Linked DNA regions of Homo sapiens: region 2 is linked to region 1. Evidence: chromatin contacts called from ENCODE Hi-C or POLR2A ChIA-PET data. All regions are on one chromosome and are shown on one strand. Each heading gives the region's core, a stretch centred on a gene start or an enhancer-like site at or near the end of the contact. The rest is flanking DNA. Distances are from core to core; before and after follow the strand shown.

Evidence for each region. Hi-C counts contacts between places; a loop is a spot of excess contacts on that map. ChIA-PET counts read pairs that join two places held with the same protein, here RNA polymerase II (POLR2A). Pooled maps may share reads with other maps.
Region 2: a loop to region 1 is called in a pooled map, with 3 times the contacts of the local background. The contact joins the enhancer-like site here to the promoter of LINC01778 in region 1. A Hi-C loop is called at or near these places in 3 of 168 maps with a recorded cell type or tissue (DLD1, ascending aorta and chondrocyte) and 12 of 50 pooled maps. POLR2A ChIA-PET finds 5 or more read pairs at or near these places in 9 of 52 experiments (BJ, H1, HCT116 and 6 more).

Annotation. Positions count from the first base shown.
Region 1 is chr1:30,821,518-30,827,699 of GRCh38, reverse strand. LINC01778 (long intergenic non-protein coding RNA 1778) reads right to left here and starts at 3,048. Exons shown (of 3, transcript NR_146732.1): 1 at 2,872-3,048; 2 at 1,506-1,569. RefSeq lists an enhancer at 3,321-3,823.
Region 2 is chr1:30,927,290-30,933,829 of GRCh38, reverse strand. PUM1 (pumilio RNA binding family member 1) reads left to right here. Exons shown (of 22, transcript NM_001020658.2): 22 at 488-2,324. The coding sequence ends at 619. Among named protein-coding and RNA genes, the nearest start is that of SNORD103A, 5.2 kb to the left of the region's middle. Within about 2 kb of position 4,674, at least 4 of the 41 ENCODE cell types and tissues checked have a DNase peak (open chromatin) inside an H3K27ac peak, as active enhancers do.

The sequences.
Region 1 (6,182 bases), core at 1,799-4,298:
CTCCTGTGTCTCCTTCCGAGGACCCTCTACTCAGAGAACTTGGGTGGTGGTGCCTCACTCAGAAAATATGCCCAAGCCTAGCTGGTTCTCTTCTATACCCTCAGATGGGGCATAACCCTTTGACTCCTACTGCTTTTAGAGGAGCGCTTCCACACAACAGGGCAGGTACATGAAGCACTGATGTGCAGAAGATTCTAGGCCCTCTTTTGTTTTCATCAAGTAGCAGATTCACCTCTTCTTTTAGTGATTATATTGGCAAATCACTCTGATGCCCACAAGTTCTAAATAAACCACCTGAGCAGTCCTAGAGTCAACACATTGCTATGCCAAGAACATGGGCCTTGGAACCTGACAGGCCTGGGTTCAATTCAGTAACACTGTGTGGTCTTGGAGGAGATACTTTCTCTCTCTGGACCTTTCAGATAGGATTAACAATAGCCATCCTGCAGGGCTGTCGTGAATGTTTAATGTAACAGTATGTGAAGGGCCTACATGTGCCCTGGCTAGAGGAGGTTCTAGTCACTGTTCAGTTGCAAGACAGACCGGATTTGGGAAAGTGCAGTGAGGGGGAAACTGGGTGCCTAAAAAGACTCTGGTTCTGCTGGTCAACCCAACTGTGTGACTCTGAGCAGTCACTTGCCTTCTCTGGCCCTCAGTTTCCTCATATGTCAAACCAAAGGTTGAATAAGAGGATTCTAAGGGCATTGCCAGCTCTGACATCCTGAAGGTTCCTTAATTGGAAGATCTGAGTTGATTCTTTTGACATTTAAGAAGCCACTCAATTGTCCTGTCTTGATTCATTGGGAGAGGACATCTGTAACCACTGCATCAGGGATTTCCGTGAGAGTTTGACGGTATTCATGTGGTATTATGACAAAAATCCAGGACTCAGCTGGGCATGGTGGCTGATGCCTGTAATCCCAGCACTCTGGGAGGCCGAGGCAGGTGGTTCACTTGAGGTCAGGAGTTTGAGACCAGCCTGGCCAACATGGCAAAACCCCATCTCTACTAAAAATACAAAAATTAGCCGGGCTTGGTGGCACCTACCTGTAATCCCAGCTACTCGCGAGGCTGAGGCAGGAGAATTGCTTGAACCTGGGAGGCAGAAGTTTCAGTGAGCTGAGATCATGTCATTTCACTCCAGCCTGGGTGACAAGAGTGAGACTCTGTCTCAAAAATAATAATAATAATAATAAAAATAAAAACCCAGGACTCTTGTCCCACCATCTACTTTGTTTCATGTTTTTCCTCGAGAGAGTGAATAACAAGTACGTGTGACAAATGAGAAGTCAAGACACCACTCTGTAATGAGTGAAGCAAACACCGGTATCCCAAAGCAGGGCTATGCCACACTGGAGTCCTCACCAGCCCTCTCCATCCTCCTCTAACACCCATAATAATGCCATTACTATAGCTGATTGATTGGATAGTTACATGTGCCAGGCAACAAACCTTATTTAATTCTCATAACAACCCAATGATTGCACTGTAATGACCCCGCTTACCAGAAAATGGGCCTCATCAGTCTTCAGAAATCTGACCCAACAGATAGGCAACTTTTCCTCCCTGCTGAGGGGTGATAGGAAGGGCAGACATGGTGAGCAGGGGGGCAGTCCCAGCTCCTAGGTGGTGGCTACGACATGACTAAAGAGATGGGAAGCAGGTGCATGGAGGTTGGAAAGGAAGTGCAGAGGCTGGGAGGGGTGGGTGGAGGCTGGGGTAAGGGTAATGGGGAGGGGGCTGATGGGGGTTTGGATTTGTGGAAGCGTACTTGGGATGAAGCTCTGTGTTGAGTGCTGGGAACGGAGGTGAATCACAGCCTCTGTGTGTGTGTGTGTGTGTGTGTGTGTGTGTGTGTGTGTAGAGGGTGGGGAGATGTGAAAAGAGATAGACATCTTTTCAATGCAGCATGATTCTTGAAACGAAAGTTGCATACACAAGCTGACACAAATATCATATGGAAGGAGAGCGGTGATCCTATCTGGCTGCCAGAGAAGCCCTCAGAGCCTCCCAGGTGAGTTGGTGCCATCTCCTCAGTCACCTGAACTATGGCTCCACGTCCTTTACACCTCCTCCTGAGTTTGGGTCTCTCCATCTCTACTCCAGCTCGGGTAGCCTTAGTCCCCCCTGCCCTGACTTTCCCCAGTCCCTGCAATGACTGGTCTCCTAGTCCCCTCCAGCCCATCCTCCACACAGCTGCAAGAGTGGAGATCTTCCTAAAATGCAAACCTAATCATAGCCCTCTCCCCTTCCATCCCCCAACTGCCTGAGAATGTGGTCCAAGATCCCTTAGCACGACATTCAAGCCCTTTGGGATCTTGTTCCTGCTTCCCCTTTCAGCTTTACTTTAAACTCCTCCTCCTCTCCAACACCCCGAACCCCACCATCTAATTTCCTGCCATAGTGCCTCGAGTGTTCCTTGCTTTTTACTGCCTCCAGTCTTTGCGCAGGCTGTCCCCTCTGCTGAGAATCCCTTCCCCACCGTTCCTCATCTGGCTCTTTCAGGTCCTGGCTCTGTATCCCTTTCTCCCAGCAGTCCTCCTGATTCGGTAGGTTGGATAGGGACCCCTCCTCTGTGTTCCCACAACCTCCGTGCTCCCTCTATTTTAATCCTTAACACACTGCCTTGCCATTTTCTCCTGGACTGCTTGCTTGATCAGACTGTGGGGGTGGGGGGCTTTGTGAGGGCAGGGGTGGAGGTGGACTCATCTTTGCGTCTGCAGAGCCCAGGTGCACCTGGATGCTGGAGGGTGCTCATTGCTGTTTGCAGGGTGTATGGATGAGTGTGTGGTTCCAGGTTGTGGGGGCGGGGTGGTCTTGGCAAGGGACTGTGGGCCAGGTTGAGGGAGAGGGCCGAATGGGCGTCTTTACAGGAATTCTGATGCCTGGGCCAGCAGGAGCTCAGCTTTCCCCTTCTGGCCTGAGTAGGGGGTCTATGGGGCTCAGTCGGAGGGGAGGGGTCCCTGGGCCCCATCATAGTCTGGAAAGAGGAGTGGACGCGGCTCTCCCGCCCGGAGCTTCCTCCGAACATCCCTCTGCAACGCCGGCCTGGGCTGTCATAGCAACAGCCCGCCCCGGCGGGGGCGCCGGCCAATGGCAGCCGGTGCTGGTGAGGTAATGTCCCGGTCTGGAAGCCCATTGGCTCCATTTTTGTCCACTTCTGGGTCCGGGCCTGCGGTGGGAGCCGCGAGGGGGAGGACAGAGCATGCGCAGGGAGCCCAGCTGTCTACACCGGCGGCGCGATTCCTCTCCCTGCGCTCCCCGCTCTCCCTCTCAGTTCTGGGCTGGCTACCTCTGTCCTTCTCCTCTCTCTCTGCGTGCCGTACCTGTCCCTGGTTGTGTCGGTCGTTTGGTGCGTCTGTCTCCCTGACTCTCTTGGGGTCTCGGTGGCCCCTTCTTCTTGCCCCTGTCTCTGCCCCGGGGTCTCTGACTCTGAGTGCGCCTCCTCGTCTTGTCCAAACAAGGGCGCAGTGAGAGTTCCTTGACTTGCAGCCAGAAGGTGACTCACTGCTTCAAACCGCAAGGCCGCCCGGCAAGCCTCCGGCACCTTCTTCCCGAGTCTGTGGGAAGCTCTGGCACACACACAGGCCGAGGGCTTGAGATCCCGAGAGGCCCGGGCTGGCCTTTCCCTGGTTGGCCTCACCAGACCTTTGTTCTTGTTGACTTGTTGCCCAGTCAAGGGAAAGGCAGGACGGTCTGGGCTTTGGGGAAGGGAAGGGGACAGATTTAGAGAACAATTGGGCATGAGCTTCCATAATGCCAGCAGGGGAGGTTAGACAGCTGGAGGGACTTCCAGAAAACTACAAAGGCATAGGCACTGGGCCGAGTGAATGAAAAGGGCAGTTGGACTTTGCTCTACCCACCCCTCTGTCTGTCCATCCATCAACACAACACATTGATGCCCATCAGTGCCAGGTTCTGGGCTTGGCGATGGCTCAGTCCCCTGAGCGCCTGGAATCACAGCCCAGTCTGGGAGGCAGGCACACAAATCCTGGGTTTCAATGGGATTCCAGAAGAAGGCAAAACTCACCCTGCCAGGTGGGGTGCTTGACTCAGGCAGGGAAGCTTTGTGGAGGAGGGGGTCTTTGAGCTGGTGTTTGGGAGGATGGCCAAAAGCTTGTTTGGATCAGCCTGGGCAGGGCACAATGACAGACCCATCTGGAAGGATCAGGGGTGGTTGGAAGGTCCAGGAATGTGAATACCTGCATGAGGGAGTTTGCACTTGAACTCAGGGGCAGTTTGCAGCCACCCAGGGATCAGAGCAAGGGAGAAGTGTGGTCAAAGTGGTTTTCGTGCAGTCATGCCGGTGACAGAATCTTGGCTGTCTTGCTCAATGCTGCACCCCAGCCCAGGGTAGAGTGCCAGGCCCACAGTGAGTGTTCACACACTTGTCGAAGAAAAGCGTGAACTGAAGGGGAGAGGTTCTGATGGATGAGGGCTGAAATGATGAGGTCGTCTTCATGTGGTGGTGGAAGGGAGAGGAAAAGGGATGGGTTCAAGAAAGGTAAAGGACAGGTAGAAGTGATGGGCCCTACTGGTTTACTGGAGGTTGTGGGGGTGATGGAGAGGAATCTGCTTGGGGTAACACCTATGTTTCTGGCTTGAGCAACTAAAGGTTGGGGGAGAGGGAATACGGGTGGGGTAGATTTCAAGGGAAAGGTGGTTAGTTCAGAGTTGGAGCCTCAGCATCTGAGATGCTTGTGAGACCTCTGGGTGGGGCTGGGTGGGAGAGGTCTGGGCTGGGGTGGCCTGCATAAAGGTGGTGGCTGACGCTGTAAGTAGACATGAGCTGCTTAAGAACTGGGACATGGCCAGGCGCAGTGGCTCACACCTGTAATCCCAGCACTCTGGGAGGCCGAGGCAGGTGGATCACGAGGTCAGGAGATCGAGACCGTCCTGGCTAACACGGTGAAACCCCGTCTCTACTAAAAATACAAAAAATTAGCTGGGGTGGTGGCAGGCGCCTGTAGTCCCAGCTACTCGGGAGGCTGAGGCAGGGGAATGGCGTGAACCCGGGAGGTGGAGCTTGCAGTGAGCCGAGATCGCGCCACCGCACTCCAGCCTGCGCGACAGGGCGAGACTCCGTCCCAAAAAAAAAAAATAAATAAATAAATAAATAAAGGAAAAAGAAAGAACTGGGACATTTACGAGCAGGTTTCTCTGGTGAGGGGGTCTTTTTGAACCCCAAGGAGACCTGGGTAGGAGTCAGAAGTCCTGGGTTTTTGTGGATTCTGACACTGGCTTGCTGTGTGACCTCGGGCAAGTCATTCCTCTCTGGGCCACTGTCCCCTGATCTCTCAGCAGAGCCTGTCAGAGGTGGAGAGTGACCTGGACCACTTCTGTTTTTTAAGGCCTCTGGATATGGTTAAAAAAAGAGATGTGCCCTAACAGGGTAACAAAAATTGTGGTTATTGACTATGTTCACATTTACATGTTAACATTGTGAACAGACACAAGGATTGTGAATAGACTGTCATTTGAAGGTTAAAGTCCAGACCAGAGTCATGTTGGGAAATTTGTCCCCTGGTTCTGGCCTTCCTGGTTGCTTGGAGTAATTGCCCTTTTAGATAGGAAAGCTGCCTGCCTGGGGGTAGAGAAGGGGTGAGGGTACGTGGAGGCCAGAAGGAGCTGGGCCAAGGTTTTTGTCTGAGCAGGAGCTCATAAGTTCTTGCTCTAAGCCTGGGCATTCATGCCCCTCTTCTAATTCCTGCCAGCTCCCAACTTGGAGTCTTTTCTCCAGGAGCCATCAGAGGCCATGCCAGTCCCAAAGCAGGCAAGAACACTGTTGCAGCTCCTGCAGGACCACCTTCCTTTCCTGTTCATCCCTCAGCTCCTCCAAGATGAGAGCATTAGATGAGCCGGGCCCAGGCTCTGCCTTTAACTCACCCCTGGCCAGGTCACTGCCTCTCTGAGTCTCACGGTCTTGACATCTCTATGTCCTCAAGCTGTAGCCTGGTGGCTGGCACAAAGTACATACTTAGTAAATGTTGGGTGAGTTGAAATGAATGGTGAAGTTGTTTATTTCACTGGAGCAGGGGTTGAGGGAAGAGTGGTAGAGAGAGATCATGTTGTTGGGGCTGTCAAAATAAGATCACATCTGCAAATGTGCTTTGGAAAAGGTAAATCAGATATTTTAAAGTCAGCATTGTATCATATTTGGCCCAATGCCCCTGAAAAGCTTC
Region 2 (6,540 bases), core at 3,425-5,924, 100 kb before region 1:
ACCTGGAGAGACAGGGTCAAGTGGTGAGCTCAGGATTCTGGTGACCCGAAATAACCCCCACTGCTCAGGAGAGCCTGGATGCCGTGCATGGGGCCAGAGGGGCCTGTGCTCATGCTTGCAGGGAAGCACTGTGCAGCTGGCGGGTAGTGGGCAGTGTATTTTCCCAGCTAGGATGCACTTTCTCCATGTGTTGTCCTGGGAGTGGCCCATGGCCACCCAGCCTCCAGGGTCCTCAGGCCCTGTGGCACCACTCAGGGTAGGAGCTCCTCTCCTCATCTGATGGGTTGCCAAAGTGCTAGAAGTCAGGGGACTGGGCTGAGCCAGTGAAAGGTATTGCTGTAGGGGTGTGTGTGTGTGTGTGTGTGTGTGTGTGTGTGTGTGTGTGTGTGTATGTGTGTGTGATGCATGACATGCAAATGCATGTCCGGGAAGCCTGCCCCCAAGTCTCATCTCAGGCCATGTAACACAGACTGTCTTTCCTCCCCAGATCCGGCCCCACATCGCAACTCTTCGTAAGTACACCTATGGCAAGCACATTCTGGCCAAGCTGGAGAAGTACTACATGAAGAACGGTGTTGACTTAGGGCCCATCTGTGGCCCCCCTAATGGTATCATCTGAGGCAGTGTCACCCGCTGTTCCCTCATTCCCGCTGACCTCACTGGCCCACTGGCAAATCCAACCAGCAACCAGAAATGTTCTAGTGTAGAGTCTGAGACGGGCAAGTGGTTGCTCCAGGATTACTCCCTCCTCCAAAAAAGGAATCAAATCCACGAGTGGAAAAGCCTTTGTAAATTTAATTTTATTACACATAACATGTACTATTTTTTTTAATTGACTAATTGCCCTGCTGTTTTACTGGTGTATAGGATACTTGTACATAGGTAACCAATGTACATGGGAGGCCACATATTTTGTTCACTGTTGTATCTATATTTCACATGTGGAAACTTTCAGGGTGGTTGGTTTAACAAAAAAAAAAAGCTTTAAAAAAAAAAGAAAAAAAGGAAAAGGTTTTTAGCTCATTTGCCTGGCCGGCAAGTTTTGCAAATAGCTCTTCCCCACCTCCTCATTTTAGTAAAAAACAAACAAAAACAAAAAAACCTGAGAAGTTTGAATTGTAGTTAAATGACCCCAAACTGGCATTTAACACTGTTTATAAAAAATATATATATATATATATATATATATAATGAAAAAGGTTTCAGAGTTGCTAAAGCTTCAGTTTGTGACATTAAGTTTATGAAATTCTAAAAAATGCCTTTTTTGGAGACTATATTATGCTGAAGAAGGCTGTTCGTGAGGAGGAGATGCGAGCACCCAGAACGTCTTTTGAGGCTGGGCGGGTGTGATTGTTTACTGCCTACTGGATTTTTTTCTATTAACATTGAAAGGTAAAATCTGATTATTTAGCATGAGAAAAAAAAATCCAACTCTGCTTTTGGTCTTGCTTCTATAAATATATAGTGTATACTTGGTGTAGACTTTGCATATATACAAATTTGTAGTATTTTCTTGTTTTGATGTCTAATCTGTATCTATAATGTACCCTAGTAGTCGAACATACTTTTGATTGTACAATTGTACATTTGTATACCTGTAATGTAAATGTGGAGAAGTTTGAATCAACATAAACACGTTTTTTGGTAAGAAAAGAGAATTAGCCAGCCCTGTGCATTCAGTGTATATTCTCACCTTTTATGGTCGTAGCATATAGTGTTGTATATTGTAAATTGTAATTTCAACCAGAAGTAAATTTTTTTCTTTTGAAGGAATAAATGTTCTTTATACAGCCTAGTTAATGTTTAAAAAGAAAAAAATAGCTTGGTTTTATTTGTCATCTAGTCTCAAGTATAGCGAGATTCTTTCTAAATGTTATTCAAGATTGAGTTCTCACTAGTGTTTTTTTAATCCTAAAAAAGTAATGTTTTGATTTTGTGACAGTCAAAAGGACGTGCAAAAGTCTAGCCTTGCCCGAGCTTTCCTTACAATCAGAGCCCCTCTCACCTTGTAAAGTGTGAATCGCCCTTCCCTTTTGTACAGAAGATGAACTGTATTTTGCATTTTGTCTACTTGTAAGTGAATGTAACATACTGTCAATTTTCCTTGTTTGAATATAGAATTGTAACACTACACGGTGTACATTTCCAGAGCCTTGTGTATATTTCCAATGAACTTTTTTGCAAGCACACTTGTAACCATATGTGTATAATTAACAAACCTGTGTATGCTTATGCCTGGGCAACTATTTTTTGTAACTCTTGTGTAGATTGTCTCTAAACAATGTGTGATCTTTATTTTGAAAAATACAGAACTTTGGAATCTGGGTTTGTGCTTTATTTTAACCTCTCCCCCCACCCCACCCCCAGTGTAGTTCCCCAGGACAGCCCTTTCCTGCTCATGCTTCTTTCTGCTTGTTTTGTTGTTTTGTGAGGGTGGGAGGAGAGGTGCCAAACTAATGGCTCTTTGAGCCCAATTTAAACCAAAGATGTTTGGTTCAGCCTGCCCAGTGCATTCAGAATCAAGATACTGCACATACAAATCCAGATTTCCAACTCTGCACATCAGAATATTCTCCTTGGGCCCCTGAGATGAGCTGTCTGGGTTACAGCACCGTCTGTCTGGGCCTCTCCTCCTCCGCGTTTCCTCTGTTTGGGCTGCTCCATTTGCTCCCTGCCAACCTGTGCCCACTACTGAGGCCTGCCAAGCAGTCCAATGTCTGAGCATGCTCATCTCTTCAGACTGGGGAGCCTCTTTTAGCTTGTAACACAGGAGGCTGGAGCTCACAATTGTGCCCGTGGCCCTAGCCTGAGGATGCCATCTGCCCTTCTTCACCGACTTTGCTCCAGGGGCAGATTTGGTAAGTGTTGGCAGTTACAGGCTGGGTCCAGCCAGAGAGGCCAGGTGGAAGCCCACACCAGCTGGTGTCTGGAAGTGGAGCGTCAGGATGGTTGAAGGAACTTCACATGGGCCCCTCAAGGGGAAGGGCTAATCACTAACAGGCCCTGGGAATAGGGGGAGAAGAAAAGGAAGCTGAGGGGATGCAGGTTTCCAGTCCAGCATGTGATTTTGCCTCAGCAGCTGTCGTTGGGGCCCTTTCCCAGCATTCCCCACTGCAGTAGCCATCATGGCGCTTGCAGAGGTGGCATGCTGCGGGCATTGGGAACTGCAGTCCATGCTGCTCTGATAGCATGATTCCAGTCAGATTGACCTGGGGTCACATGTGGGTCTCGCCACTCTGTGTGCACTTGGGCAAGTTAGTTCACCTCATCTTTCACCAAATTCCTTGCTGGAAGTGGACCAAAGGTAACAGATCTATGTAAAGTGGCTCTCTTGTCATGTCATGGGAAATTATGGCAATTAAATTGTGTCCAGCACACTGGTGTAATAAATGATACCAGTTTCCCTGCACAGTTTTTGATGAACAAAACTATCTTTGTTCATTAGTTTACATAATAATGTCATTTGTTGTGAACCGACTCTGCGTCAAGTCACACATGAGATGGTTTTCACATGTTCTCAACAACTGTTCTGGGAACCAACAGCCCTGTGAAGAATGCGGCTGTCCCTATCTCATAGATGTGGAAATAGGTCCTAGGATCTGATGCAAGTCTTTTGATAGACCAACTCTGATCAATAAAGCTTTCCCCTTAGTTCATCATGCGAGGGGGTGGGCATGGGGGCAGACCCCTCCATCTGCAGGATTGGGTTTCATGGAGTGGCCTGGGCTCTGGGCCACCCCCTCTTCTGACCACCATTACTCTGCTACCAAGTCCGTCCCAAGGATTCTATGGCCCGGGCTGTCGTCACACACTGGGTACCGGCATTCTTGGTCTCTCTTCCAGAGTCCCTCCAATGTGCATTCCTCAGTTTATGTAATAACCCTTACCCTCTCACAGTGCTTTACAGTTTACAGAGTACTTTGTATTTGAGATACCATTGGTCCTTGTAGAAAGCTTTAGGGAGTCAGGGAGAGATGTTTCAGCCCTTTATACAGATGAGGAGTTTGAGACTTAAGCCCCGCAGTCAGTAACCAAGTGAGGATTTTATCTGAGGGTTCCTGACTCCCAGCCCAGTGCCCTGTCCATGTCATCCTGCCCTTGCCACCCGCCATTAGCCCCATGAATGGCCATCTTCTCTTTTTGAGGCTCAGAGGGATTGCAGAAGGGTGAGGCCCTGGGGAGTGAGGCATCCTTTTGAGGGAGGAAACCTGTAACTTTATGTAGTTACCATCTGTAGCCACACGAGGGTGCTGCCACCTAAAGCGAGTATTATGGAGGCCTAAGGGTTCAAGGTCAGGGTTGGGATGGCTTTCCCCTGGATTGAAGGGCTCAGGAGTGTAGTCAGGAATCCCACCCAGAGACCAGAGGTCTGGCATCTGCCCTGAAACTAAGCTTTCTCCCTTCTTCACTCCCTCTCCTCCTGCTTCCTCCAGCGTCTGCAGTGCATAGCACTAGGCCCTAACACACACAGGGTGTCAGGGTATGGTGAGTGTGGGGTGAGAGGGTATGGTCACTGACCTGGCTCATGAACCTCAGCTTTGCCTTTGACTATGTAATCTCTGGCAAATCACTGACTTCTCTGGACCGTGGTTTCTCCAGCCATCACCTGGAGTGGTAGACCAGGCCTGTCACTCTCACAGGGCTAGTGTGAGATCACACAGGAAGACACATCACACAGGCAGCCCCTTGCCTCTGTTAATGCAACCCTGGTGCCTCTTTCTGGGGCCACATCCTGGCTTTTGCAGCAAGCTTTCAAACAACGCACACCTCCGAGTCTATTTTAATGACTGAGCTTCAAATCCCAGCTCTGCCTGGCCCTTTGTGACCTTTGTAAGTCATCTGCCTTCCTCTCTTTCCTCAGCTGTAAAATGGAGTTAATAATAGCTTTATTTCACAGGGTATATTGGAAGCCCTTGGCACACACAGGGCTGGGAACACAGTAAGCCATAAATAGGAGTTATCATTACCTCCAATTTTTCCTTGCTATGTTGGGGCCCTTGCAATTTTCACTAGGGTGAAACTGGGTGTTTGACAGGAGCTGGACTAGGTCCAGTCTAGTATACGGACTTCCAGACTGGAATCCAGATTGGGATCTGGAGGTTGAAGTGGGTATTTGACAAGAAATGAACAGGGTCCAGTTGGAGGCCTCAAGTAAGCACATATTTAGAAGGACAGGGCATTGTGTGTTCATCAGAATCTGGGGAGTCTGAAACTCCTCTGTCTGGAGCTCCAGCTAACTTTATGTTTAGAACCTGAAGATTCAGAACCTGTGCCATTCTAGTGAAATGGATGTGCCTCAGGAAGATAACTTACAATTCTAGTGGCCACAATAGGGAAGTTTTACTCTAGATGAAATTATTCATCTATGGGTACATTAAAAAAAGATGATCCTGAGTACTTAAGAAACAATGAGATGCATTGTTCGATGGTACACGGAAGCTTCCCAAAGACAGAATGACTTAAAAAAAAAAAGCCTGTCTAAAGAAATCTTTACAACACACTCATAAAAATTATTTTGAGGCTGGCGTGGTAGCTCATGCCTGTAATCCCAGCACTTTGGAAAGCCGAAGCGGGCGGATCACCTGAGGTCAGGCGTTCAAATCCAGCCTGGCCAACATGATGAAACCTCATCTCTACTAAAAAAAATGCAAAAATTAGCTGGGCGTGGTGGTAGGCGCCTGTAATCCCAGCTACTCAGGAGGCTGAGGCACAAGAATTACTTGAACCCGGGAGGTGGAGGCTGCAGTGAGCCGAGATCGTGCCACTGCATTCCAGCCTGGGTGACAGAGCAAGACTCCATCTCAAAAAAAGAAAAAAAAATTATTTTGAATCTGCATGGCTGTTTGATCTTTTGTCTTTTTCCATCTGAATGCTTGAATATTCTGGACACTATCTTCCTTTAAAAGATCTTCAAATGAGCCAGGAGTATCTGCAACAACTAAATGCAAATCTTGGTCTTGCACACAACTTGGCTATTATAAAAGCAACCGCCTGAGACTAATTGGAAAAAAATTGGATTTCTCCCCTGTCACTTACCTAAAACTTAATCCACAGTCTCAACAAGATTGACTCCCAATACTAAGTAAATATGCTCCAAGACTCCTTTTTGGTGAAAACCTAACAGGCTTTCTGCCTTAGAAATGTTTAAATCTTTAAAATGCAAACTTCGAAGAATGACTCATCAGAATAAAAAAAAAAAGTTTTTAGAAAAGTGGCAGATGAAAGAATCCTGAATGTCTTTTCCAAAAACATTAATGAAAGCCTTTAGCCATCTGAACAGGTAACTTTAACTGTCAAGAACACAATTTGGATCCAGTTAGGGAGTTTTATATTATTGTGACTGACGCATGGCTCAAATTTCAGAACAGAAGCCATGAATCTCTGTTTGTGTCTGTCTGTATGTTTATGTATGTCTATGTTATTCATTTTGTAATTAATTAAATTAATTAATTTTTTGAGACTGAGTCTCTCTCTGCCGCCCAGGCTGGAGTGCAGTGGCACGATCTCAGCTCACTGCAACCTCCACCTGCCTGCTGGGTT